4 separate regions of the Homo sapiens genome follow, and all the other regions are linked to region 3. A link is a contact called in ENCODE Hi-C or POLR2A ChIA-PET data. All regions are on one chromosome and are shown on one strand. The core of a region is the stretch at or near the end of the contact, and the rest is flanking DNA. Distances in the headings are between cores, read along the strand shown.

Region 1 (6,587 bases), core at 2,863-5,362, 320 kb after region 3:
TTTAGGGATTCCCCCCACCTCCCCCCGCCCCATGGCGTTAGGGGGTTATAATGGTTTACGGTCCCTCTCTCTCCATCTTAGCCCTTCTTTCTGTACTTTTCCCTCTTTCCCTCCTCAACAGTCAGCTTTATCTCACAGAGCAGACTCTCGTCCCAAACTTGGTTTGTTATCCCTTGTGGTGCTGGCTTGAATTTATTTTCTGGGTGAGGTATTCCTCCCAGGGCTGAATCTGGATCTTCCCCATGAATTTTCCATTCGAATATCGTGAGCTAGTTTGTTTTCCAGTCTGGAATTTGGACGTGGTCTGTTAGAGGGCCAGCTGGACAGCGAGCAGCTCAGCGTAGTTGCTGTGACAGCCCTTTCTTTTCTTGGCCAGCCCCCATATTTTTCCCTCAACCATGGAAAGGCATTTTTTTATTTTTTCAAGCAGGGAAAGGAGAAGGAATAGATCACACCCACCAACTCCTCCTAGGTTACTACATACTCTAGGAAACGTGAAAAAAAAAAAACCTCCAGAATACCCATAGTTTCCAGTCTGTTAAAGGCAGGGCTGTTCCCATTGAACTAACACACTCCAAAATAGTTTGAACCAAGACTGAAACAGACTAAGGTGATTTTTTTTTTAAATGAAAGATTTTCAGATTCATCCATGAGCCCTCTCTCACTTCCTATGGCATTTTTTTTTTTTGTAATTCTTTGTTGAAATTGTCTTCTAATATGTTCATTTCTGCTACAAGACAGTAAACTGCTTCCCCCCCAACACTAAACATTTCTTTTTATTTGGTTACTCCCCAGTATTTAGCCAGATGCTTAACTAGTAGAAAAAGTAATTTTATTGGCAGGGGATTTATGACCTATACCAATGCAATGCAATGCAGCCTTGACCCTTGCTCTAAGCTACCAGCGCAAATAATTCAGTGATTATCACTAATTACTTAACTGTTAATTAGAAGAACTATTTCTTCCCACTTTCAACACACAGAGACAACATAATTACCATCCAGGCATAAAATCTAATAATCAAAGGAGACGTTGGAAGTTATGTAGTCCAACCCTCACTTCCCTCTCTGTGCAGATACCTTTTCTGTAATATCTTGACATAGTCATTCTGTGTTCCAAAACCCTTCTGGTAAAGTGATAGTCATTACTTTATAGGCCACCCAACCTATTGCTAAGAAGCCCCGTTTTAGTGAAGCTCTGTAGCTCACACTCACTGGTCTTTGCCCCTGGAACAGTACAGAGGGAATCTGTGACAGTCTTTAGGCACATTTTCTTCAAGCTCCTCGGCAAGCTGTATGTATCTCAGACGGTTTGACTGTCGTGACCCCATTACTACGTACACATTTTTGTTTATCAGTGTTCTACTTGAGATGTTATTTAGGAACAAGTACAGTCCCGAGGGTGTGGTCTGGATGGCACATAGCGACAGGACTGTCCCCGTTTTGGATGCCCGTGTACTATTTACTAATAGAGACTAAAACTATTAGTGTTTCTTTGGTTTTGTCATCACCTTGTACTGTCAGTTCCTTTTGAATTTGCTTCCCCCAAAACCTCCAAGTAGAGTTCTCTTTAACTCCTAGATAGCCAGGTTTCTTGCCCTGTCCCTCATCATTTAGTGTCACCTACAAATTTGATAAAGCATGCCTACCTGGTTGTCCAAATAACACATTAACTTGCTTACAAAAACAGAGATGCATGACTTTTATCTTCTTTTTTTTTTTTTTTGGAAATGAAGTTGCTCTCTGTCACCTAGGCTGGAGTGCAATGGCGTGATCTTGGCTCACTGGGCTCACTGCAGTCTCCGCTTCCCGGGTTCAAGCGATTCTTCTGCCTCAGCCTCCCAAGTAGCTGGGATTACAGGCACCTGCCACCATGCCTGGCTAATTTTTTGTATTTTTAGTAGAGACGGGGTTTCACCATGTTGACCAGGCTGTTCTCGAACTCTGGCCGCAGGTGATCCGCCTGCCTCAGCCTCCCAAAGTGCTGGGATTACAGGCTTGAGCCACCATGCCCGGCCATGACTTTTATCCTTAAAACTTCTTAGGGCCAGGCCCAGTGGCTCACACCTGTAATCCCAGCACTTTGGGAGGCTGAGGCAGGTGGATCACATGGTCAGGAGATGGAGATCATCCTGGCTAACACGGTGAAACCTCATCTCTACTAAAAATACAAAAAAAAAAAAAAAAAAAAAAATTAGCCAGGCATGGTGGCACGTGCCTGTAGTCCCAGCTACTCAAGAGGCTGAAGCAGGAGAATCGCTTGAACCCAGGAGGCGGAAGTTGCAAAAACTTATTGAAGGAAGCTCATATCCACTCAGTAATGGACTTGGGTTCTTGGTTTCACCATCCACAAATCTCTTTAACCGTGTTGGTACCCAGTCACATGTCACTTTTGTTTACAAAGTTAATAGCCTGGGCAACATGCCAAAACCCCATCTTTACAAAAAATAAACTGGACTTGGTGGCGTGTGCCTGCATTCTCAGCTACTTGGGAGGCTAAGGTGTGAGGATTGCTTGAGCCCAGGAGGTGGAGGTTGAAGTGAGCTGAGATCATGTCACCGTAGTACAGCCTGAGCAACAGAACGAGAACTTGTCTCAAAATAAACAACACAAAACAGAAAAGCAAAGTTAATAAGAGAGAATACCTTGCTTATTTCAAGCTACTAAGTTTTTAGGCTTCCTCAATGTACAAAGGTAGTATTTCTGTCACAGACCCCTCCCTCTAGCTTGCCAGGGTCCCTGTTCTAGTTATTGAACCGAAAACATTCTAAATGATAAATTTTTCCACTTTGGCATATTATGCCCCCAATTTAAGAGCTATTTATGGTAAGAAAAGTTAAATTATATTTCTGTTATTACTCAGTAGAACCTATAAGTTTAAAACAAACCCCATCACATAGTTGCTAGTAAAAGACTTTGGATTTTGAAGACAAAAGAAAAAAAATGCCCTCACTACCATGAGGAAAGCATTACCATTCAGGTATCTAAATAGAAGTAGAATATGCTTCTAAATCATCCTTTTATCTTTCTGTACCTAATATAAACGTGGCAGATGCATGATTGTCCTGTAGGAGCTATTTCAACCTAGAATTGGAGTAGCAGAGCTACTAATTTGACTGTGTCCTTTTATAGCTTCTTAATTTTGAAAAAAAGAAATAAGGAGGGAAGGAAGAGAAAAGAGTGAGAGAGAGATTTAAAAGACTGGTTGCTGGGGTGAAAAGGAAGTGGTTCTTTTTGTTTTTTGGTTTTTTTGTTTTTTTTTTTTCAATATTGGTGAATAAATTCTCTTTTTCAGAATGTGAGAACTTCCTGGATGTTGGACTGGGCAGAGAGTGTACCTCAAAACAAGGTGTACTTAAAAGAGAATCTGGGAGTGATTCTGACCTCTTTCACTCACCCAGTGATGACATGGACAGCATCATCTTCCCAAAGGTACTGTGTGGACCTTCCTTTCATTTTTGTCACACGGCTTTTGTGTTCCTATTTGGGCTTCCCAAACTCTTTTCCAACTTTTTCCCCCTCTTGTGCTCTCCTGTTTCCCTAAATATGTAACTCCTGCTAGTAAGTTGTGATCCAGCTAGCCTTGTAGGGCCTCACTCACTCTGAGAGGCATGTAAATGTTCTTTGGAGAAGGAAGCGCCAGATTACCAGGGTTTAGAAAAAGGCACTGGGCTGGGCATGGTGGCTCACGCCTGTAATCCCAACACTTTGGGAGGCTGAGGTGGGCGGACCCCTTGAGGTCAGGAGTTCGAGACCAGCCTGGCCAACATGGTGAAACCCCATCTCTACTAAAAATATAAAAATTAGCTGGACGTGCTCACTTGAACCCAGGAGGTGGAGGTTGCAGTGAGTCAAGTTCGCGCCACTAAACTCTAGCCTGGGTGGCAGAGCGAGACTCTGTCTCCAAAAACAAAAAAAAGGGAAAGAAAAAAGCATTGGCCAAAGTTATTTAATGTGAAATTGTGGCCAGTTAAATACAGATTTTGAAGCTCACTTGGGAGTCAGAAGAAATGGAAGTTCCTTTAGAATTAATTAAGTCAGATGACAGTGAACACTTCTCAGTGGGCAGCAAGGACCGCAGCTCAGACTATATGATGTCATATTTATAAACCAGCTGTAGAGTCATTTCTGGTTAATGTGTTTAGGCCTGAAGCTTCCTGCTGAGTGTGGTCATATCACTCATCCTCATCTAGCCTGCCTAATTGGAACTTTCTAGATCTCTGCAATAGAGCCCTTCCACATGAATCAGCTCACATTTGCATATAATTGGAGGCTGCCTAAGGGAGGTGGGGAATGGGGGTAGTTTGCTTTCTTTTGCTTATATTTGTTTCTAGTGGCAGCAAGTTCTGTTTTGCTCACCTGAGAAGAATAGAGGGCTTTCCCCACAGCAGAGATGGCAAATGCTACTCAATTATATGCCACAAGTGGTTTTCTTAATGGTAAGGAGGTGAAGAGGCGGAAACACTGTTGCATCTACCAACACGGTTCCTTCTAGTTTTATAATGAGCTCGGAGAAGTGGTGAGAGCAGTTGTGTTAGTGGGTGATTAGGTTGTCCAAGATGGTGAATGATGCTGTGTAGAAGTTACAAGAATAGGCCGGGTGTGGTGGCTCATGCATGTAATCCCAGCACTTTGGGAGGCCAAGGCGGGTAGATCACTTGAGGTCAGGAGTTCGAGACCAGCCTGGAAATGGTGAAAACCCGTCTCTACTAAAAATACAAAAAAATTAGCTGGGCATGGTGGCGCGTGCCTGTAACCTCAGCTACTCTGGAGGCTGAAGCAGGAGAATTGCTTGAACCCAGGAGGTGAAGGCTGAAGTGAGCTGAGATCACACCACTGCACTGCAGCCTGGGCAACAGGAGTGAAACTCCATCTCAAAAGTAAAAATAAAATAAAATAGAAGTTACAAGAAAAGAGACCTAAAGATTTGGGAATCAGGAGCATATCAGTGCCTCTGTGAATGTACCCTGTGTGCCTTCCTTTCATTTTTGGCCTTCCCTGACTTTTTTTTTTTTGAACTCATTGTCTTCCCAAGGTCTTTGGAAAGACTTATTTAATATGATGCAAACTTAAGGATTTCTATCATTGTCACTCATAGTGACTTGACAAAAAATTCTATGAAGTAAAAACTCCACATTTAGGACCGGGCGCAATGGCTCACGCCTGTAATCCCAGTACTTTGGGAGGCTGAGGCGGGCTGATCATGAGGTCAGGAGATCGAGACCATCCTGGCTAACACGGTGAAACCCCATCTCTACTAAAAATAGTGGTGGCGGGCACCTGTAGTCCCAGCTACTCGGGAGGCTGAGGCAGGAGAATGGCGTGAACCCGGGAGGCGGAGCTTGCAGTGAGCCGAGATTGTGCCACTGCACTCCAGCCTGGGCGACAGAGCGAGACTCCATCTCAAAAAAACAAAAAACAAAACAAAAAAAACTCCACATTTAGAAGATCTGCCTTTCTCTTTACTTAGGAAAAGAGAAATCAATAGTTTTATGTTATTTTATTTTTTTTTTAATAATATCAGAATTTAGGTAATTTCCACTGCGACTTTCGAGGTTTTAATTGTAAGGAATTCTGTTCCCCGCAAGGGGAATACCATTCTGAAGATATGTGTCGCTAAAAACATACTGAGATAAACAGATTAGATAGTATCTCTAAGTTCCAGCTTTAAAATGGGATCATTGATAATCATTGAAACTAGGTCATGGATATACAGAGATTTGTTAAACATTTATATATGTTTGAAAATTTTAACGTAAAAAGTTTTTTAAAAATGGAAGTGTCTTTGTTAAGAAATACTTCCTTGCAACCTCCTAGGTGCATGACAGCTTGTGCCTGGATGTTACCATCTCTGCAGACTCAGAGTTACTTCTGGTCACTTAATTGAATGGTTTTCTTAGCTAAGGAGAATTAGAATTTTCTATATTTCGCCGTCTTATTTTCCCAGAACCATTTACAAAATTGCTCATATAAATGGCCTGTGCTAGATTTGGAAGATTTTTTTTTTCAAGAATATTAGACATATAATTTTTAAAAGTTGAAGGAGGCCAGGCGTGGTGGATCTTAGCATTTTGGGAGGCTAAGGCAGGAGGATCACTTGAGTCAAGGAGTTTGAGATCAGCCTGGGCCAATATAATGGGACCTTGTCTCTACAAAAAATACCAAAATTAGCCAGACATGGTGGTGCACACCTGTGGTCCCAGCTATTCAGGAGGCTGAGGTGGGAAGATCACTTAAGTGTAGGAGGTTAACGCTGCAGTGAGCCGTGATGGCACCACTGCACTCCAGCCTGGGCGACAGAGCAAGACCCTGTCTCAAAAATAAATAAATAAATAACACCTACATTTTATACTAGACTGCTTAGGGAAAACCAGAAATGGTAGCTTCACTTTCACCTCCTCATGCATGCTTGAGAATGTCTGCATGGCCTGAGAAGAGATGGGGAGGATTTTTCTCTTAGTGTTTTTGCTGTACCAAAGTAGCCTGTGACCAGGAGAGGCTTTGCAATAAATGTTTGCTCTAGCATTAATAAAACCAAGGGCTGACTTACAAAAAGGAGAGAGACTAATATTGACAGGATACTTACTG
Region 2 (6,962 bases), core at 662-3,161, 400 kb after region 3:
AAAAAGAGCCCTTGCCCTTGAGAAGCTCACACCCTAGCAGGGGAGACATACATCAATGATGGGCCACACAGTGATTTATTAGACCACAGGCACAATTAGCATGTGTGGGATCTGCTCATCCTGCCTCTAGTAAGTCTCACAGAGAAGCTGGTGCATGAGCTACATCTGAAAAAAATTATCTCAGCACACAAGAGTGGTTATGTGCAAAGGTGAAAAAGGACTTGACATGTCTGCCAAGGAATGACAGGTTCGGTGTGTCTGGAGGGTCAGGGCTAAGGGATGGGATCTTAAGCTGGAAATGCACCAGGTATTAAAAGGCAACAAGGGACTCATGTAATTAAAAAAAAAAATTTTTTTTTTTAACATGTTGAAGATAGTTAGGAGAGTTGCTTGAGGGAATGGGAAGCCACTGGAAGTACAAAGACCATTTGGAAGACTGTTAGGATAGGTTAAGTGAGAATGAGCTGGAGAAGGAAGAGATGTAAGAAATAAGGTCATTAAAATCTGATCAGTTGGCCAGGCTCGGTGGCTCATGCCTGTAATCCCAGCACTTTGGGAGGCCACGGCGGGCGGATCACAAGGTCAGGAGTTCGAGACCAGCCTGACCAACATGGTGAAACCCCATCTCTACTAAAAATACAAAAATTAGCTGGGCGTGGTGGCACGTGCCTGTAATCCCAGCTACTTAGGAGGCTGAGGCAGGAGAATCGCTTGAACCCGGGAGGCAGAGGGAGGTAGAGGTTTCAGTGAGCCGAGGTAGCACCACTGCACTTCACTTCAGCCTGGGTGGCTGAACAAGACTCTGTCTCAAAAAAAAAGAGTCTGGTCGGTTGGTGGTAGGACAGAGTAAGGAGACAGAGTCTCTCACAGGTTTCCAAATCAGGTGACCTGGAAGATGAAGAGTTGTTGACTGAGAAAGAGATTCCACACTAAAGGGAGGAGGTAGTGGGCTGGAGAAAAGATTGGTTTCTCACGTGCTGAGAACAAGGCATCTCAGTAGAGGTGGCCACGTGGGCGCCATGGTCTGCTGCTAAGAAAGGGGAGGGTTTTTGATGGTTTAATGAATTATCAGCATATAGAAGGTCATTGAAGCCATGGGGATGAATGAGATCCTCAAGAGGAAAGTGGGTAAGGTAAAGAAGACAGCTCAGGCCAGGTGCGGTGGCTCACACCTGTAATCCCAGCACTTTGGGAGGCCAAGGCGGGCAGATCACCCAAGGTCTGGAGTTCGAGACCAGCCTGGCCAACATGGTGAAACACCATCTCTACTAAAAATACAAAATTAGCCAGGCGTGGTGGCACATGCCTGTAATCCCAGCTCCTTAGGAGGCTGAGGCAGGAGAATCGCTTAATCACTTGAACCCAGGAGGTGGAGGTTACGGTGAGCCAAGAGTGCACCATTGCACTCCAGTCTGGGCAATAGGAGCGAAACTTTCCGTCTCAAAAAACAAAAACAAAAACAAAAAAAAAAGAAGACAGCTCAGGATGGAGCTGAGACAGGAGCCCAGATAAGAGATTCCATTGCAGATGGCAGATCTGTAAAGTGTCCTGAGAAAGAATGGTAGGAAGAGAACTGGTGTCCTAAAAGCTAAAGAAGGAAACATGTTTTAAAGGAAGAAGTAATCATCAATGCTGGAAAAAACAACCTAAAAGACCTCATTGGATTCAGTCATGAAGTTGAGCTGGGAAAGCAGTTGCAGAGTGGACAGAAGCTAGAGAGTAGTGGGCTGAGAAGTAAACAGGGGACACGGGAGTGGAAGCAAAGTGCAGACTTGTTATGTCACAATTTCCATGGTTTGCCAGAAAGATCCAGAATGGTTTTCCAGATAGAAATCACAGAACAGAAACAATATTGCTGTCTTGATGAAAAAGAAAAGGCAGTGTGGGTGGGGAGGGTGTCCTGTCTTGTCACTTTCCATAAATTACCACAAGGTGGTGCTCGTGTCTTAGTCATTCTCGTAATTACTAAACACCAATCAAATCACAGATCATTTTCTCCTTCCTGCAGAACAACTTCACCAGAAGGACCAAAAAATCCTACTCTTGTTGGAAGAGAAGGAGATGATTTTCCGGGACATGGCTGAGTGCAGCACCCCTCTCCCAGAGGATTGCTCCCCAACACATAGCCCTAGAGTTCTCTTCCGCTCCAACACAGAAGAGGCTCTCAAAGGAGGACCTTTAATGAAAAGTGCAATAAATGAGGGTAATTAACATTCAGCATTGCCCCCTCTTCATCTACTCCCAGAGTGGTTTACACACTAATATTACCTGCCAGTTTTTACTTTTTTACTTTAAAGCACAAATGCAGAAAATTACCCAAAACAAATATTTCACTATAGTAAATTATCAGGTGAATATCCTTTTAACCACTACTCACATCAAGAACTTAAAGGGGCCCTGAAGCCCCTTCCTCCACATGCTCTGTCCCCATCACACCTCCCTCCCTCCAAAAGGAGCAGTTATTCTGACTGTTTTTTAATTAGTCACTTATGCTTTTTTTTTTTTTTTTTTTTTTTTGGCAGGATCTTGCTGCTCTGTTTCCCAGGCTGGAGTGCAGTGGTGCAACCTCGGCTCACTGCAACCTCCCCCTCCTGGGTTCAAGTGATTCTCTTGTCTCAGCCACCCAAGTAGCTTGGGACTACAGATGTGCACCACCACACCCAGCTAATTTTTGTATTTTTCACAGATACAGGGTTTCACCATGTTGGCCAAGCTGGTCTCAAACTCCTGACCTCAAGTTATCCACCCACCTTGGCCTCTCAAAGGGCTGATATTATAGGCGTGAGCCACTGCACCCGGCCATTAATCACTTACTTATATATCTTTATGGCTTAAGTGCCTACTCCTAGACATTATAGTTTAATTTGCTTATGTTTTTTGATATGCATCTTAAAATTCTTAATTTACAGTTCCCCCCACCATCTTTTTTTTTCCATATAATTTATCTTTGAACAATCTGAGCTTTTTGACTTAGAGAGTTTCCCACAGTTTGGATTTTATTCATACAGTCCTGTTGTCTGTTTCCTTCAGATTTGCAGCTGGATTCAGAGGCGTAATTAATTACTCAGACTTGATCTCTTTGGTAAATTGTGCCCTTATAGTGTTGTGTTCTTTCATTGAGGAGGCATAAATATCTAGTTGTCTCTTTTTTTGTGACATATAAGAAAAGATAAAAGGATAAATTCTTGATTATTTTTCCCCTCCATTTATTTACCAGTTTTTAAGACCATGAACATCTTCTGAAAGTGACCCATAGTTTTTATTATGGACTCATGAATTGAAACATGTTTGATGGGGCCAGGCACGGTGGCTCATTTCTATAATCCCAGCATTTTGGGAGGCCGAGGCAAGTGGATCACCTGAGGGTCAGGAGTTCAAGACCAGCGTGGCCCACATGGTGCAACCCTATCCCTACTAAAAATACAAAAATTAGCCAGGTGTGGTGACATGCGGCTGTAGTCCCAGCTCCTCAGGAGGCTGAGGCAGGAGAATCGCTTGAACCCAGGAAGCAGAGGTTGTAGTGAGCTGAGATCGTATCACTGCCCTCCAGATTGGGCAACAGAGCGAGACTATCTCAAAAAAAAAAAAAAAAAACGTTTGATGGATTTCAAGTCATTGCAATTCCTAACCTTATTAAAAGCTCAGAATGTTCCTTTTGTGAACACCTCTTTCTTTGGCTTCTAGTCCTGTGGACGTGACCATAGTAGTCTTTTAGAGCTACTGGTATAGTAAGTTGTTCCAGGCTCATCTTAATTGTTTTCTGCCCCAGTCCTGGTATCAGCCATTTCTCCAAGAGTTCTGGATTCTTTAAGTGGGAAATTATATTTTCAGACCACAGTCTGGGTACTGGGAGTGGTCATTGCTGCTAGGTTGATTGTTACTAGGTTGGGCCTTTTCAGTGGACAGAGCTTGGGGAAAAACATATATATAACATTATATATATATTATATAACATAATATAACATTATATGTTTTACATCATATATAATTTAAATACCTATTGAACATAAAATGTGTATATGAAAATTTATATTTACACTTTCGAATTCACATTGATATTCTTAAACTGTGGACTACAGTGTTTGTTTTTTTAACTAAACCTATTTAGTATTACATCTCTATTTCCTTTCTTTCACATTGCAAATCCTTGTTCTTAAGGATACATCATAGAATTCGAATATTATATATTTACTTTCTGGCTTTATCCAACCTATTACTCATAACTGTTAGTAATACTAATAGTATTACTAATTACTATTGCTAATACTGTTAGTAATACTAATAGTATTACTATTACTATTAACTAATACTAATTTACTAATTACTATTGCTAATACTGTTAGTAATACTAATAGTATTACTAACACTATTTTGATAATAATATATTCTAATAGTAATGCTGCTACCACTACATATGACTTTTACTTGCTGTCCGCATTCTCCCGTTTTTGAAAAAATAGTTGTGCTGTGTCTACGCTGTCAGTTTATAACTGTTACATGCCATATGCTCTCCTTGTAAGCCTTGACCATAGTCTTTGTTCTGTAAGTGAACATACTTCATGCTTACCAGAAGTTCTTAGGTCAGTCACCCTCTAGTCATGTGGATATGTGAAGCTGATTCTCTAGCATGTGCCTCAGGAAAGGTTCATGAGAGTAATAGTCCATGAGCTCTTTCATGCTGGTAATAATTTATGCCCTTTATACTTGAAAGCCTATTTTGCTGAATATAAAATTATTGGCTTGTTCATATTTTCTTCCCCAAGGTATTAATTACTCTCAAGTATGTTGTTTTATTTTTTTTTCTGGCATAAAGTATTGCCATCAGAGACTGATAATAATTTGATTTTCCCCATGTAAGTAACATGCTCTTTGCCTAGATGCCCAAAGGATTTTTTTCTAAGTACAAGTAGTTTTACAAGAATATTCCTTGGTATTTGTTACCCTAGGTTGATGCTGTCAGGTTCACAGTGTTCTGTTTTCATATGTGGTTTCAAATTTTTCAGATTTCAGGAAGTTATTTTTGAATTATAATTTGTACTATTTTCCCTGTTCCCTTTGCTTTGGTCTTCTTCAAGGTCTCCATTTATCCTTATGTTGGACCTTCTTTGTCTATCTTCAGTGTTGGTCACTTTCTTTTAATACTTTTGATCTCTTCATCTTTTTAATGTTTAAATGGTCTTCCTTTCACCTTCTTTTTTATTAAGCCATTTTCTGCTGGGTTAATTTGCTCTTATATTCTAGTTTAGTTTTGATTTCTATAATGATTGTTTTTCTTTTGTTTGTAGCTTTGCTATTTCATTTCTGTGTTTTCTAATTCTGACCTAAGTTAGTTCTTTCATGTCTTTTGTCATTTTCTTTTCTTTCTTTTCTTTTTTTTTTTTTTTTTTTTTGAGACAGAGTTTTGCTCCTGTTGCCCAGGCTGCAGTGCAATGGTGCGATCTTGGCTCAGCCTCAGCCTCCTGAGTAGCTGGGTTTATGGGCATGCACCACCATGCCCGGCTAATTTTTTGTATTTTTAGTAAAGACGGGGTTTCTCCATATTGGTCTTGAACTCCTGACCTCAGGTGATCTGCCCGCCTCGGCCTCCCGAAGTGCTGGGATTACAGGCATGAGCCACTGCACCCAGCTGTCTTTTGTCATTTTCTTAATGTGTTTTGGTCACCTATTTTATGGACATGTCTTTCCGATGTGCTTTTATTATCTGTAGAGAAGTTAGACCCTGTGTTCTCCCCACCATCACTCCCTGTTCTTAACTTTATATGGGATTTGACTTCAATATTTTCTATTGCTCATTTTTATGTGAAATTAGTGTCTTAAGTTTACAGGTTCAGATAGCTTTTCTCACACCATAGGACTCGTCTATCATTTTTGTGTAGTTTTTCTTTTTTAATATGGCTTGTCTTATCAGATTTCCTGCTATTGGTTCCCTCCCTTATTCCACCTGGCCCTTCTTTTTCTTTATCTTTTTATTTTTCTCCTGTTTAACTTTTATTCCATTTTCTCCACTTTCTTCTTTCTGTGAGCCATACCCTAGAAAAGAACCCTAGTGGGCCAGAGTTGAGATGCAAATTCTTAGACTACTCTAGCCCCTTGAACTCACTCCATATTGGCAAAGCCAGAAATCCTGACTGTTTTACTTGCTGTTCTCAAATCAATCCATCTTACTTTCCAGGGAATATCTTCTGTCTGCTTTGGATATGATTCCAGAAGCCATGTCACTTCTAGTAAATTACTCTGCCTTCCCTGTACACTTTCAAATTTCCTAGGCCTCTTGCATATAAAGTGGAAGGTCTCATCTCTAAATTTCTAGTAGAATCCAACTAAAACACATACCCTGAGCTGAGACCCTTCTCTGAGCAAAGGAACTCACCCAGTCACTCTTTGGAACTTTCAAGTCGTGCTCTTTGTACGTATCATATATACTATGAACTTGTTTTCCCCTCATTGAAAGATAAGATGTCAGCTTTGCATGTTTCCTTTATTCCAGTGGAGATCCTTCAGGGTTTGGTGAGTGGAAATCTGGGAGGCACACTTGGGCCGACTGTCAGCAGCCCCATTGAGCAAGATGTGGTCGGTCCCGTTTCCCTGCCCCGGAGAGCAGAGACCTTTGGAGGATTTGACAGCCATCAGATGAATGCTTCAAAAGGTAAATGATGTGAAGTCATGAGCTTTTATAGGCAATCCTTGACTATCTCACACAACTCAAAATGACTTGTACTTTAGTAGCTACATCACCGCTCCCAATCAGCAAATTTCTTAGTGAGATTTCAAGACACTCAAGAGCTTGTCAGTCAGACTCATATTCATTTTGAGTAACAAAAAAGATTTTCCTAAGATCTCAGCTAAAAGAGTAATAATACATGTTCCTGCTTCCATTTCTTCTGCATCCGTAAAATTATTAATAATCACTTAGCTGCCACCAAGCAGCTCCCCCTTTTTGGGGGCATCAGTAGGTTTCAGAC
Region 3 (6,381 bases), core at 2,609-5,108:
GAAGGAAGCATGCCACAAAGTGAAATTCCCAAATAAGTAAAGCTAACTCCTTAAAGTACTCAAATGTTATTTGAAGTATATTTTTTATTTTAAAAAAGTCTTCTGGCCGGGTGCAGTGGCTCACGCCTGTAATCCCAGCACTTTGGGAGGCCGAGACGGGCAGATCACCTGAGGTCAGGAGTTTGGGACCAGCCTGACCCACATGGTGAAACCCCATCTCTACTAAAAATACAAAAATTAGCTGGGTGTGGTGGCACATGCCTGTAATCCCAGCTACTCGGGAGGCTGAGACAAGAGAATCTCTTAAACCTGGGAGGCGGAGGTTGCAGTGAGCCAAGAATGCGCCATTGCACTCCAGCCTGGGCAAGAAAAGTGAATCTCTATCTAAAAAAAAAAAAAAAAAAAAAAGTCTTTCTGAAATCCATACCATCCTACCATTTTAAACAGAACACAAAAACATGGTTTAAGTTTTTCTTGATGATTCTAGGCCAGCACTACAGATATCTCCCTTTAGAATATTAAGTAATGACCATAGGCTATTGAGGAAGTATGTTGCTGTTTACCTACATTTAAAGAGCTTAAGTCTGGACTTAGTATTTGAATTTTCTCCATCGATTGCCATCTTATCTCTGCCTTTATTGGTCCACCTTCTAATAGCTCCACTTCACTTCCTATTTGCTGTTTTTTCTCTGCTATGGATTAAAAGCATCTGATAAGAACCAAGCCTATGAGCGAGGGCCTGAGTATTTTACCTACAAATCGATTGAGTTTTAGGAGCTGGCCTTTGTCATTTCATTCCTGACAAGTTCTCATGTGATGCTGATGCTGATCAAGGAGCCACACTGTGAGAACTTATTAGAGCTTCCCTAATAAGTCATCTCTACAAATGCAAATATTTCTTCCCTTAGTGCAGGAAGCCAGTTTGAAGGCTTCTAAATATACCTTCGCTTTGAGAGGATGTTTGACCTAAAGGAAAGGATGCTTCCTTTCTCCTGAACAAACCCCTTTAGGGCCCTATTTTCATCTTTGGAAATTTTCTAAGTATTCAGTACAGTATCATATTCCCTGCCCCCAGATTTATGTCACCTACTTATTGGATGGATAAATAAATAAGGGTTGTATAAATGCACATAAATGATTGAGCACTCCCCATAAGCTGGATACTAAGTAGATGTTTTCATCTGTCATCTCCTCTAATCCTCACACACACCTTATGAGCTGGGAATGAATAGCTCATAGTCCAAGCTCAGGAGGGGAGAGTCAATGACCCACTCATTCAAGGTCATAGTAAGTGGCATAGCTGAGATTCCAGCTCAGATCTTCAGACCCCGAGGCCAACGTGCTTTCCATTAGACCACAGTTACCGCCTTATTAAGAGCAAACCAAATGTTGGGGTGCAAGGAAAGATAGCAATTCAGTTTTTAAAAAGACAAATCCACAGCAAGCATAATGGCACCTCCACCCTACACCCAAACCCATGGTAGACGATGTTCTTTCCTGCTGCATATGAACAATCTCAGATCTTTTTCTCTAGAAGCCGGAAAGAATTAGAAGAAGCACAGAATATAAACCCACATGACTTAGCTTCACTTATCTGGAAATTTCACTTGGTGGTGTCTCACTGAGAAACAGTTCACTAAGGGCCAGGTGTGGTGGCTCATGCCCGTAATCCTAACCCTTTGGGAGGCTGAGGCGGATGGATCACCTGAGGTCAGGAGTTCCAGACCAGCCTGGACAACATGGTGAAACCCCGTCTCTACTAAAAATACAAAAATTAGGTGGGCACGGTGGCAGGTGTCTATAATCCCAGCTACTCAGGAGGCTGAGGGAGGAGAATTGCTTGAACCCAGGAGGCAGAGTTTGCAGTGAGCCGAGATCGCGCCACTGGACTCCAGCCTGGTAGAGGGAGACTCTGTCTCAAAATACGTATATATATATATATTTTTTTCTAGCATGAGAATGATGAAACTCTTCTTAAAACATTTTATTTTCTTTTTCCAAATAGTTGTTTCTAACTATAAAAGTAAAACATGTTTATTACAGAAACGTTTGGAAATTACCACAAGTATGAAGAAAAAACTTTCTTTCCCTATGGGGAAGGTAGACATTCTGTAGAACTGACAGATTCTACCTTATCTATCCTACACCAGTAATTCTCAACCAGGGGGCAATTTTGCCCCTCAAGTTGACATCTGGCAATGTCTGGAGGTATTTTGGGTTGTCATAGCTTGGGAGTGCTGCTGGCATCTTGTGGGTAGAGTCCAGGGATGCTGCCAAACAGCCTGCAGTGCACAGGACACTCGGCCTCCTGGTCAGCAAACTGTTAGGCAGCCCAAGATGTCAGCGGCACCACGGTTGAGAAACTGTTTTAGATTACAGCACACGTAAAGGAAGGATTTCTGGTTCCTTGCAGATGTTTGCTGCCTCTCTATCACATTAGTAAAATTAAGTTGAGGGAACTGAAACTGCTGGCTTTGGGTCTGTTTCTGGGTGCGCACACACGAGCTGCAGAAGTCTCACTGGTTTCAGTTATCTCTGGCTGCAGAACTTTTTTGTTTTCTTCCAGCCCAGACGACCTGAAGAAGCATAGATGCTACCCATAGATGAACGTGGCCTTTGGCTCTGCTCACACAGTTTCTCTTTAATCAAAGAAAGACCACAGTAAAGGATATTTACAAGGAAAGGGAAAGTGAAAGGGCGCGGAGAGAAGAGCAGAATCACCAAGGAAAACTCCTCCTACCATGGTCTCTGCAGCCAGCCTCCTTCTCACTGATGTCGGTGTTCTCACGATCCTTTTGCTCCTATTATTTAGTGACCTCGCCACTCTAAGTGTGGTGTCCAGTGCAGCAGAATTAGCACCACCTGGCATCTCCTTAGAAGTGCACAATCTCAGCCCTCCCCAGACCCTCGACTCAAAACTCTGCATTTTAACAAGATGCCCACGTGATTCATCGTATGCACGTTAACATTTGAGAAGCACTGCTCTGAGGTTTCCAAAAGGCAAAATAAAACTGCAGAGTGAACAGCTGCAAAACAGATGCAAAGTTAATCACGTGGGATCACATACGACTCCTCCAGGGGATTTATGACTCTCTGTGGATGGTAGCTGGTAATACAGAAAACAGAAATTTGAAGGAATATGTGGAAAAAAGTAAATGCTGTGCTGCAGCCCTTTGAGTGCCCTAAAGGGATTCACCTTGAGTTAGAGGAAATGCCGTGCCTAACCCCTGAAATAGTTTCATGTACCCTATGAGAGCTCAAGTGTTTGGTGCTTTTGTTTGGGGGGTTTGTTTGTTTTCATTAGGGAACAGAGAATTTATACTGGTGTTCCATGAAAGAAGAGAGATCTATTTGATTAGTATTTCCAACATAGCATTCCACAATACCAAAATTTGTAAGAGGAGTTGATATACGTTTTTAAATAACCTAGAAAATAAGTTAAGGCGAATGGGTCCGGTTCAACTTCAGGTCTGCTTTCAACCTACTCAAATTGGATTGATGTTGTTCATTCAACAAATATCAAGTCTCAGGATCTGTGCAAAGAAGAACTTCAAGGAAAGCAGCCACTAACAGCTGCAAACCCCTGCCATCGCTGCAGACAGCCCATGACAATCGAGGTGGGGAACAGATCTGCTGGGGAGGAGGGTAGGGCCGAGGGCGCAGCTACAGGAAGGAGCAAGGGGGAGTTCTGCACGCCCTTGTGGGTTAGGAAGCTGAGCTCACTGCAGAAATCAGCCTGGTCCTGAACCCTGGACCTGAGCTGCGTGGGGTACAGGTTCAGTCTGACTCATGCACTGGCCTGCGGAACAGACCACAACTCTGCCTGGTGAAGGTTTTCAAAGAACCATGTCAGCAAGTCCTGCTGCCTCCTCAGGCTCCGGAGCTGTGGCCCAGTTTAAGGTGAACAAGTCCCACAAGTCCCACAGGTCTGACTCCCATGACCATGTCCGGAAGCAGCCGCTAGAGGCTGCACTTGGTCCCTTCAAGGAAGAAACGAAAGGGCCTGAGCAAATTTGCAGCTGGCTTTGTTCTGCCTGGAACACTCTGTTCTTTCCTCACATCCTCCCGCCCCGCTGAGGGCTCTCTACACAGGCCTGCAGGAGATCACATGCCAGCCTGGAAGTTAGAGCACCCCGGGGCCTCTAAGTTACCAAGGGAGAGCTGGATGTGCCAAGTGGCCTCCTAAGGGACACTGCCTGGGGGCAGAAGGTTTTGGTTCTCTGATGAGAGGCAACTGTCCTCTGACTTCACTAGGATTCTGAAGCCCAGAGAACCGATTCAGAGAGAGGGCAATCGAGCGAGATGGAGACAGAATGGACCCAAATACTGTCCAAATGTTCAGTGTTCAGTGAGCCGGCTTCTGTCACAGTGAGGTACCTGAGGCGGGGACTGCTCCCCGGGAGGGTGAGTGGGAGTTGACTCTGCAGGGGGAGCTGAGTGGGGAGAAATCAATCAAGCAGAAAAGTGAAGCAGAAGTTTCTAGAGGCTTGCCCCACCTACCAGAGGAGTGTTCAGAGGTGCTTGAACTCTTAAGGTCACTGGACATTTTTAACTGGGGTGAGGACTCGGACAGATTCACAACAAGGCAAGCAGCAGAAAGTGGCTCCTGAAGTGCTTCTTGAGAAATGTGAGCCAACACATGACAATCACACACAACACCTGAGAGATGCTGGCATTGCTATAGGGAAGGGGTATGACCCACCCTTTGGGAGCACCCATTCCCCCTACCCCGCCCCGCTCTGTGTTTAGTGCTTTCTACGTTCCATTGTTAGTGATGTTCAGTGACCTCACAGCCCGGTGGGGCAAATATAAATATCCCCATTTCTCTAATGTGGAAAGTAGGACTGGAAGAGGTTAAGTAACTTGCCAGGGTCAGCTGGTAACAATGACAGAGCTATGATGCTTGTTTGTTTGATTTGGCTTGTAATCAGGTAATATAGTCATATGATTCAAAAATCAAAACCGTAGAAAGGGGGCCAGGCGCGGGGGCTCATGCCTGTAATCCCAGCACTTTGGCAGGCCAAGGTGGGCAGATCACCTGAGGTCAGGAGTTTGAGACCAGCGTGACCGACATGGTGAAACCCCATCTCCATTAAAAATACAAAAATCAGCCCGGCGTGGTGGCATGTGCCTATAATCCCAGCTACTGGGGAGGCTGAGGTAGGAGAATCTTTTGAGCCCAGGAGGTAGAGGTTGCAGTGAACCAAGATCATGCCACTGCATTCCAGCCTGGGTGACAGAGCATGACTCTGGCTCAAAAAAAAAAAAAAATCAAAACTGTAGAAAGGTATACAATACAAAGTCTCCTGTCTGCTGACCCCCGGATTGTCAGTTTCCCCCATCTGTCTCCTTGCCACAAACACAGGTAACCACCATTTGTTCCTTGTATACTTTTAGGATTTCTTTTTTGTTTGTTTGTTTGAGACAGAGTCTCTCTCTGTCGCCCAGGCTGGAGAGTAGTGGCACTATCTCAGCTCACTGCAAGCTCCACCTCCTGGGTTCACGCCATTCTTCTGCCTCAGCCTCCCAAGTAGCTGGGACTACAGGCACGTGCCACCACGCCTGGCTAATTTTTTGTACTTTTAGTAGAGACGGGGTTTCACCGTGTTAGCCAGGATGGTCTCGATCTCCCGACGTCGTGATCCGCCCGCCTCGGCCTCCCAAAGTGCTGGGATTACAGGCATGAGCCACCGCGCCCGGCCACTTTTAGCATTTCTTTATGCATATTCCAGTTAATAGAGTACAAAGTCTTATTTTTCTCCATTTTTACACAAAACATGGCATACCGTGCATACCGTTCCATGCCTTGCTTTTTTTTCTTTCAGCACATAAAGAGCTTGAGATCAACAAAATATCTTGAGATCTTTTCATTACCAGCACATAAAGAGCTTCCTCATTCTTTTCATTTTGCAGCTGCACAATATTCCATTGCATGGACATACCGTAATTTAATGGAGCAGTCTTCTGTTGGTGGACATAGGGTTGTTTCCCGTCTTTTGCTACTATAAACAATGTTGCAGTGAATAACCTTGTACCAGCATCATCATGCACATGCCAGAGCCAGGAGCCCACATCTATCTGGATCTAAATCGTCTAGGTTCTCTCTACCCCAAAGCTGACACAGGACTGATCATATGCCAGCTTTGGTAGATAAATGCTCATATCTCTCTTCCCACTCCCACCCTCTATCTTCCTATTTTCTTTTCCTGTCTGTTCATATTTGAAACAACTACAAAGACTCCAGACGGAGAGTTCTTGCCATTTTATCTCTTTCTGTGGTTGCTTTGCTTCATTCTTTAAATACCGAGTCTGACTGTAACTGGGCTGTACCAGAGACAAAATCTACAGATGTTCTTCTGCATAAACATGGAATTTCAGCTA
Region 4 (6,322 bases), core at 3,638-6,137, 340 kb after region 3:
AACAGAGGGAGGCTCTGTCTCAAAAAAAAAAAAAAATAGGAAAAGAAAGAAAATGAGGTTTACAGAGTCATTTACTTGTAGTTAGTCATGATTTCTATTATATTGAAGAAAAACATATCCATTGTTTAGTTTACCTACTAGAGAAAATAGAGTTATATGGCTTCAGTTCGTTAAGTTATTTACAAAACCAAAATAAATAAATAAATAATTTAAAAAAGCAAATACAAGTCCTGGACTGGTAGGTATGAACTTAATTGGAGCAATTTTCTGTACAGTTTTCCTTGAGTGGAGGTAACTAAGTAGCTTCAGTATACCTTCAGATTGAATTCCAGCTCATTGTTAGCGGAGAACATGGTCAGCTACAGCTATGTTTCGAGATCTTGGTTATTTTAAAGAAGTTTCCGCTGCAGTTGTAACAGATGTGAATTACTCTAGTTAGCAACCCAAGGAGGTTAAATCGCTAACCTGTCTCTGTAGCCTTCTGCTTACTGAAAATGCTTTTCATTCTGCAAACCACAGAATCTGTCTTGGAGGAATCCTCTTTAAAATGCCAAATCCTGACTGCCTTTGTTCCCTTTACCAATATCCAGGCAAAAAATTACAACTCTTTCTACTCTTAGACCAGGTTGCTTTTCAGCATTTGTTCATTAAGGTGTTATATGTGCCTGTTGCAACTAACAATTCTCGAGAAGTCTGTCAGCAGTTGTTTGGCCAGGTGTGCATAGATGGTAACACTCATGAGTAACACTTGGGTTTTCTTGGGTGAAAGCATACCTGTAAAATTATAAAGGTCAACTTGAATGTAAAATTATAAAGGTCCACTTAATGGACATAAGGGCAAGTTACCCAGTTTGCCTTCTGAAAGTTACTTAAGCTCGTATTTTCTCTGTGACATTTAATTACTTGGCATTAGTAGAGTTAGATTCACAAAGATTAATTAGATCAAGGAAAAAACACATATATAAAATATCAGATAACTATGGTCTGTCCATATAGTGTGTAGAAAAAAATCTGAGAAGTGATCTTAGGTGGTTCAACATTTGGATAAATTTAATGCGGTAAGAAAATCTAAGTGCAGTATTCTTTCTCAGTATTCCAAGATCTGTGGGGGAAAGGTAGGTAGTATTCTTTGTGCCATGCCCTTTTAGACAGTTTTGCTAGCTGACATAGAAATAATACACAAACAAGGGAGATATACCCAAAGGGATTTTGTGTCCTCCTTTGTTTTTGAGACCCAGAAATAGAATGAATTAACTTTTGTGCCCTATGTTCAGTTTCAGTCTAGAAGGCTTGACAGGAGGAGCTGGTGTCGGAAACAAGCCATCCTCATCTCTAGAAGTAAGCTCTGCAAATGCCGAAGAGCTCAGACACCCATTCAGTGGTGAGGAACGGGTTGACTCTTTGGTGTCACTTTCAGAAGAGGATCTGGAGTCAGACCAGAGAGAACATAGGATGTTTGATCAGCAGGTAAGTCTTAAATATGTCTAATTTGGAAAAAATATATTTCACAAAATATGAACATAGAAGGCAAGGCTTCTGGTAGTATAAGGCTAGTAGCTATGATTACTTACCCATTATATGATATACTTAATCTAGCACTAAACCAAGTGTTTAGCACCTAATTAAAAAGGGCCAGGCATGGTGGCTCATGCCTATAATCCCAGTGCTTTGGGAGGTTGAGGCAGGAGGATCAATTGAGCCCAGGAGTTCAAGACCAGCCTGGGCAACATAGCAAGACCCCCCATCTCTACAAAAAATTTAAAAATTAGCTGGACATGGTGGTTTGTGCTTGTAGTTCCAGCTACTCGGGAGGCTGAGGTAGGAGGATTACTTGAGACCAGGAGTTTAAGGCTGCATTGAGTTGTGATTGCACCACTGCACTCCAGCCTGGGTGACAGAGCAAGACTCTGTCTCCAAAAAGAAAAAAGAAAAAATAAAGACTACGTTAATCTGCATAGATTTAAATATTCCATCAAGGCACACTTTTTAAAATTAGGAAAGTATCCAGGATATTAAATTGAGTTTTTCCTTCTTATCTGAGACCATCTTTTACCCTCTCAATAGTAAACTGAATCTTGAAATACGCTACATATCGTTATTAATTTTCCCAATTCTCTAAAACATATCCCAAGTTTCTCCTTTGTAGGAAAAAAATTAAAAACAAAACTTTCTTACTACACCTTCCAGGAAATGTCAGTTGATTCTCTCTCCTTCCCATCCCTACCAGAATTCTTTTTTTAAAAAATTATTATTTTTACACTTTAAGTTCTAGGGTACATGTGCACAACGTGCAGGTTTGTTACATAGGTATACATGTGCCGTGTTGGTTTGCTGCACCCATTAACTCGTCATTTACATTAGGTATTTCTCCTAATGCTATCCCTCCCCCAGCCCCCTACCACACAACAGGCCCCGGTGTGTGATGTTCCCCGCCCCGTGTCCAAGTGTTCTCATTGTTCAGTTCCCACCTATGAGTGAGAACATGCGGTGTTTGGTTTTCTGTCCTTAGCGATAGTTTACTCAGAATGATGGTTTCCAGCTTCATCCATCTCCCTGCAAAGGACATGAACTCATCCTTTTTTATGGCTACATAGTATTCCATGGTGTATATGTGCCACATTTTCTTAATCCAGTCTATCATGGACATTTGGGTTGGTTCCAAGTCTTTGCTATTGTTAACAATGCCATAATAAACATACATGTGCATGTGTCTTTATAGTAGCTTGATTTATAATCCTTTGGGTATATACCCAGTAATGGGATCGTTGGGTCAAATGGTATTTCTAGTTCTAGATCCTTGAGGAATCGCCACACTGTCTTCCACAATGGTTGAACTAGTTCACAGTCCCGCCAACAGTGTAAAAGCGTTCCTATCTCTCCATATCCTCTCCAGCATCTGTTGTTTGCTGACTTTTTAATGATCACCATTCTAACTGGTGTGAGATGGTATCTCATTGTGGTTTTGATTTGCATTTCTCTGATGGCCAGTGATGATGAGCATTTTTTCATGTGTCTGTTGGCTGCATAAATGTCTTCTTTTGAGAAGTGTCTGTTCATATCCTTTACCCACTTTTTGATGGAGTTTTTTTTTTCTTGTAAATTTTTTTAAGTTCTTTGTAGATTCTGGATATTAGCCCTTTGTCAGAGGGGTAGATTGCAAAAATTTTCTGCCTTCTGTAGGTCGCCTGTTCACTCTGATGCCTACCAGAATTCTTAAGAGAGCATCTATGCTCCCTGCCTTCTCTTTTTAAAATTTTATTTATTTATTTACTTATTTAGAGACAGGGTCTCACTCTGTCGCCCATACTGGAGTGCAGTGGTGCCATCACAGGTCACTGCAGCTTCAACTTCCCCAGTTCAAGTGATCCTTCTGCCTCAGTCTCCCAAAGTGCTGGCATTACAGGTGTGAGCCACTGTGCCTGGCCTTTGCCTTCTCTTTATCACCATCTAATCATCTCTTAATTTCTGCTGCTACCAGTCTCTTGAAACTCCTGTCTTGAAGGTCATGGATTTCCATGTCAGCCAAATCAAAGTGACTTCTTAGTTCTCATCTTCTGGATGTCCTCATTATCACTTACCACTTTTGACAATCCCTTGGGGAGCTTTTGAGTTGAGAATTCAAATTATTTGCTTTTATATCATTGTACCTCACTGCAAGTCTTTTCTCTTCCTCTTGGGTCAGAAGACTGATTAATTTACGAAAGCATTCTGGGATGCATCTTATTTCCTCCAAATGAAACACTTACAATTTAAAAAAAAACTGTTTTTGAATAGATGACTGGAGTTTGAGGCAAGAATCTAATGATACATTTCTAATTAAACAAAAACATTGACAACCTCTTCCTTGATTTGCTGAGTAGGACTTTGTGTAGAAGTTTAAATTTTTATTGCATCCTACTATGAAGCACTAACATGACCAAATATAAACTTGACACTGAAGGATTATCTTAGTAATTATTGTAACACTTATGCTTGTGTGAGACCAGACAAATAAAGAGATTTAGGCATAATGAAAATCAGTTGAAGAGTGAATTTTGCCCCTTTTAAAAATTTTTCTACTTGTTCTGATACTTCAGAAGGAGTTAGAAAAAATAAGAATATGAAGAATATGCTTGTTGAAGCAAGTGATTTAGATTTACTCAGCCTAATGGTAACAGAGAAAGGAAGAAAAAAATAGGAACAATTCTTGGATGGCTACTGAGCACAGCTTTGCTAAGGGTAAATAAACAGTGAAAAAATCTTTAAAATAAATTGCATTTCAAATTTATAGAATCCTTTGGAAATCATTTACAAGATGAGGTAAAATACCAAAATTGTGGATTTGTAAACAGAATCATAGGCCAAGACTGACATATCCCTTCAGATTTAGCTCCAGCTCATTTAAATGACTTGCCTAAGGCCGTGTAAGTGGCTATTAGCTGAACAGTATTAAACTCAAGAGTTCCTGGCTATTAATTTCTCTGCTTTTTTCCAGGTTTTTGGAGTAGGTGAGTTTTCAAGGAGGAAATAAGAATGATTTAATTTTCTTAATATTATTTATGTGATACCTTTTCTAAGATGGATATTTCCGGGAATTTGACAGATAACCCTGCATTTTAGTAAGACGTTACTACTACTGATGTGTTTCTAAAATGGACTGTCTTTCTGAAGTGGACTTTCTGATTCAGTCTTTCTAGATAAAGTTGTTGTTTTAGTGCCTTGCTATGCTTAGCCTTCCTGGAATCTCTACTTACCCATAGTTTTTATCTTGTATGGAACCTCAGAGTAGGCATTTGAGCTGCTTGTTTCACTCTGATCTAGACGAGTTGCCTGTAGCCAACTTCCTGTTAAAAGTCTCTGCCTTTCACTGAGGTCATTTTTTAGACCTCACAGTTGTATTTGAAACATAGCAACTGTTTGCCTCAGCTGCCATGGTTACACATGAAACAAGCTCTAAATAATCAGAAGTCTGGCCTAAGTGAGTCAAGTTCATGCTAGTAACGGATTTTTCACTGCTTCCCTTTCAATATGTGAGTCATAAGGAGGCAGATTTCATTCTGTGAAGGGAAAGGATTAATGATAAAGTCAGTTAACAATTGGAATGGGCTCTTATCACCAGAAGTGTGCTAGTGGACACTAGATGACTGTCTTTCAGGGATGTTGTACCAGGAACTTCTGCAGGTGGTTGGATTACATGGTCTCAAAGCTGCTGTGAATTTACTGAGAGAGTTAAATTATCAAATTTCAGTTACCTTTACGTTCATGTAGAATCACTATCATCTTAGAAGAGGATAGGGAAGAGATTTAGGCTTCTTTCCAGATACACTGTTGTTTTGTTTGTGATCTTAAGACACTTTACTTGAATCTCAATTTCCAATTATTTAAAATCAGAGGCCAGGCCTGGTGGTTCACACCTATAATCCCAGCACTTTGGGAGGCTGAGATGGGTGGATCATTTGAGCCCAGGGATTTAAGACCAGCCTGGCCAACATGGTGAAACCCTGTCTCTACCAAAAATACAAAAAATTAGCTGGGCGTGGTGGTGCACCCCTGTAATCCCAGCTACTCAGGAGGCTGAGGCGGGAGAATCGCTTGAACCTGGGAGGCAGAGGTTGCAATGAGCCGAGATCATGCCACTGCACTCCAGCCTGGGCGACACAGTGAGACTCTGTCTCAAAAATAAAAATAGGCTGGGTGCGGTGACTCACGCCTGTAATCCCAACACTTTGGGAGGCCGAGGCAGGCGGATCACAAGGTCAGGAGTTCGAGACCTGCCTGACCAACATGGTGATACCCCATCTCTACTAAAAATACAAAATTTAGCTGCGCGTGGTGGCGCGCACCTGTAATCCCAGCTACTCAGGAGTCTGAGGCAGGAGAATTGTTGGAACCTGGAGGCAGAGGTTGCAGTAAGTAAACCAAGATTATGCCTCTGCACATCAGCTGGGTGACAGAGTGAGACTCTGTCTAAAAAAAAATAATAATAAATAAAGTAAAATCAGAATACTATTACTGATATTCTACTATATCTGTATGAAGAAATATTTAGATTTTCAAAGAACAAGTATTGTATGTAGTTTGATATTTCCAGTGAAATTATTTTTAAGTGATTATGCATCCAGCAGATATTTATTAAGTACTTACTAAGTTTGAAACATTGTTAGATGCTATGAGGGATACAGAACCACTGTAAAGAATGGATACTCTAATGATCCCCATTTTACAGATGAGAAAACTAAGCCTCAGAAAAGCTAAGTAACTTCTCTGAAACTGAGCAGCTGTTAAGTAGCAGGAGCAGACTTTAACCTAAGTCTGTCTGACCACAAGGCCTGTGCTCTCACCC

Evidence for each region. Hi-C counts contacts between places; a loop is a spot of excess contacts on that map. ChIA-PET counts read pairs that join two places held with the same protein, here RNA polymerase II (POLR2A). Pooled maps may share reads with other maps.
Region 1: a loop to region 3 is called in a pooled map, with 3 times the contacts of the local background. The contact joins two enhancer-like sites. A Hi-C loop is called at or near these places in 6 of 50 pooled maps. POLR2A ChIA-PET finds 5 or more read pairs at or near these places in 6 of 52 experiments (OCI-LY7, T-cell, activated CD4-positive, alpha-beta T cell and 3 more).
Region 2: a map of prostate gland shows a loop between it and region 3 (3-fold over the local background). The contact joins two enhancer-like sites. A Hi-C loop is called at or near these places in 5 of 168 maps with a recorded cell type or tissue (ascending aorta, cardiac septum, esophagus muscularis mucosa and 2 more) and 6 of 50 pooled maps. POLR2A ChIA-PET finds 5 or more read pairs at or near these places in 3 of 52 experiments (WTC11 and activated T-cell).
Region 4: a map of CD4-positive, alpha-beta T cell shows a loop between it and region 3 (5-fold over the local background). The contact joins two enhancer-like sites. A Hi-C loop is called at or near these places in 1 of 168 maps with a recorded cell type or tissue (CD4-positive, alpha-beta T cell) and 8 of 50 pooled maps. POLR2A ChIA-PET finds 5 or more read pairs at or near these places in 3 of 52 experiments (A673, WTC11 and endothelial cell of umbilical vein).

Annotation. Positions count from the first base shown.
Region 1 is chr15:85,642,524-85,649,110 of GRCh38, forward strand. It overlaps AKAP13 (A-kinase anchoring protein 13), which reads left to right. Exons shown (of 37, transcript NM_007200.5): 10 at 3,295-3,431. Among named protein-coding and RNA genes, the nearest start is that of LINC02883, 110 kb to the right of the region's middle. Within about 2 kb of position 4,113, at least 4 of the 41 ENCODE cell types and tissues checked have a DNase peak (open chromatin) inside an H3K27ac peak, as active enhancers do.
Region 2 is chr15:85,728,505-85,735,466 of GRCh38, forward strand. AKAP13 (A-kinase anchoring protein 13) reads left to right here. Exons shown (of 37, transcript NM_007200.5): 30 at 2,009-2,203; 31 at 6,488-6,646. Among named protein-coding and RNA genes, the nearest start is that of LINC02883, 27 kb to the right of the region's middle. Within about 2 kb of position 1,912, at least 3 of the 41 ENCODE cell types and tissues checked have a DNase peak (open chromatin) inside an H3K27ac peak, as active enhancers do.
Region 3 is chr15:85,327,338-85,333,718 of GRCh38, forward strand. No RefSeq gene overlaps it. Among named protein-coding and RNA genes, the nearest start is that of MIR7706, 50 kb to the right of the region's middle. RefSeq lists enhancers at 2,250-2,439, 2,500-2,829, 3,031-3,200, 3,883-3,962, 4,053-4,362. Within about 2 kb of position 3,859, at least 32 of the 41 ENCODE cell types and tissues checked have a DNase peak (open chromatin) inside an H3K27ac peak, as active enhancers do; they include CD4-positive, alpha-beta T cell, where a contact is called at or near this core.
Region 4 is chr15:85,663,289-85,669,610 of GRCh38, forward strand. AKAP13 (A-kinase anchoring protein 13) reads left to right here. Exons shown (of 37, transcript NM_007200.5): 13 at 1,275-1,467. Among named protein-coding and RNA genes, the nearest start is that of LINC02883, 92 kb to the right of the region's middle. RefSeq lists an enhancer at 4,800-4,969. Within about 2 kb of position 4,888, at least 22 of the 41 ENCODE cell types and tissues checked have a DNase peak (open chromatin) inside an H3K27ac peak, as active enhancers do; they include CD4-positive, alpha-beta T cell, where a contact is called at or near this core.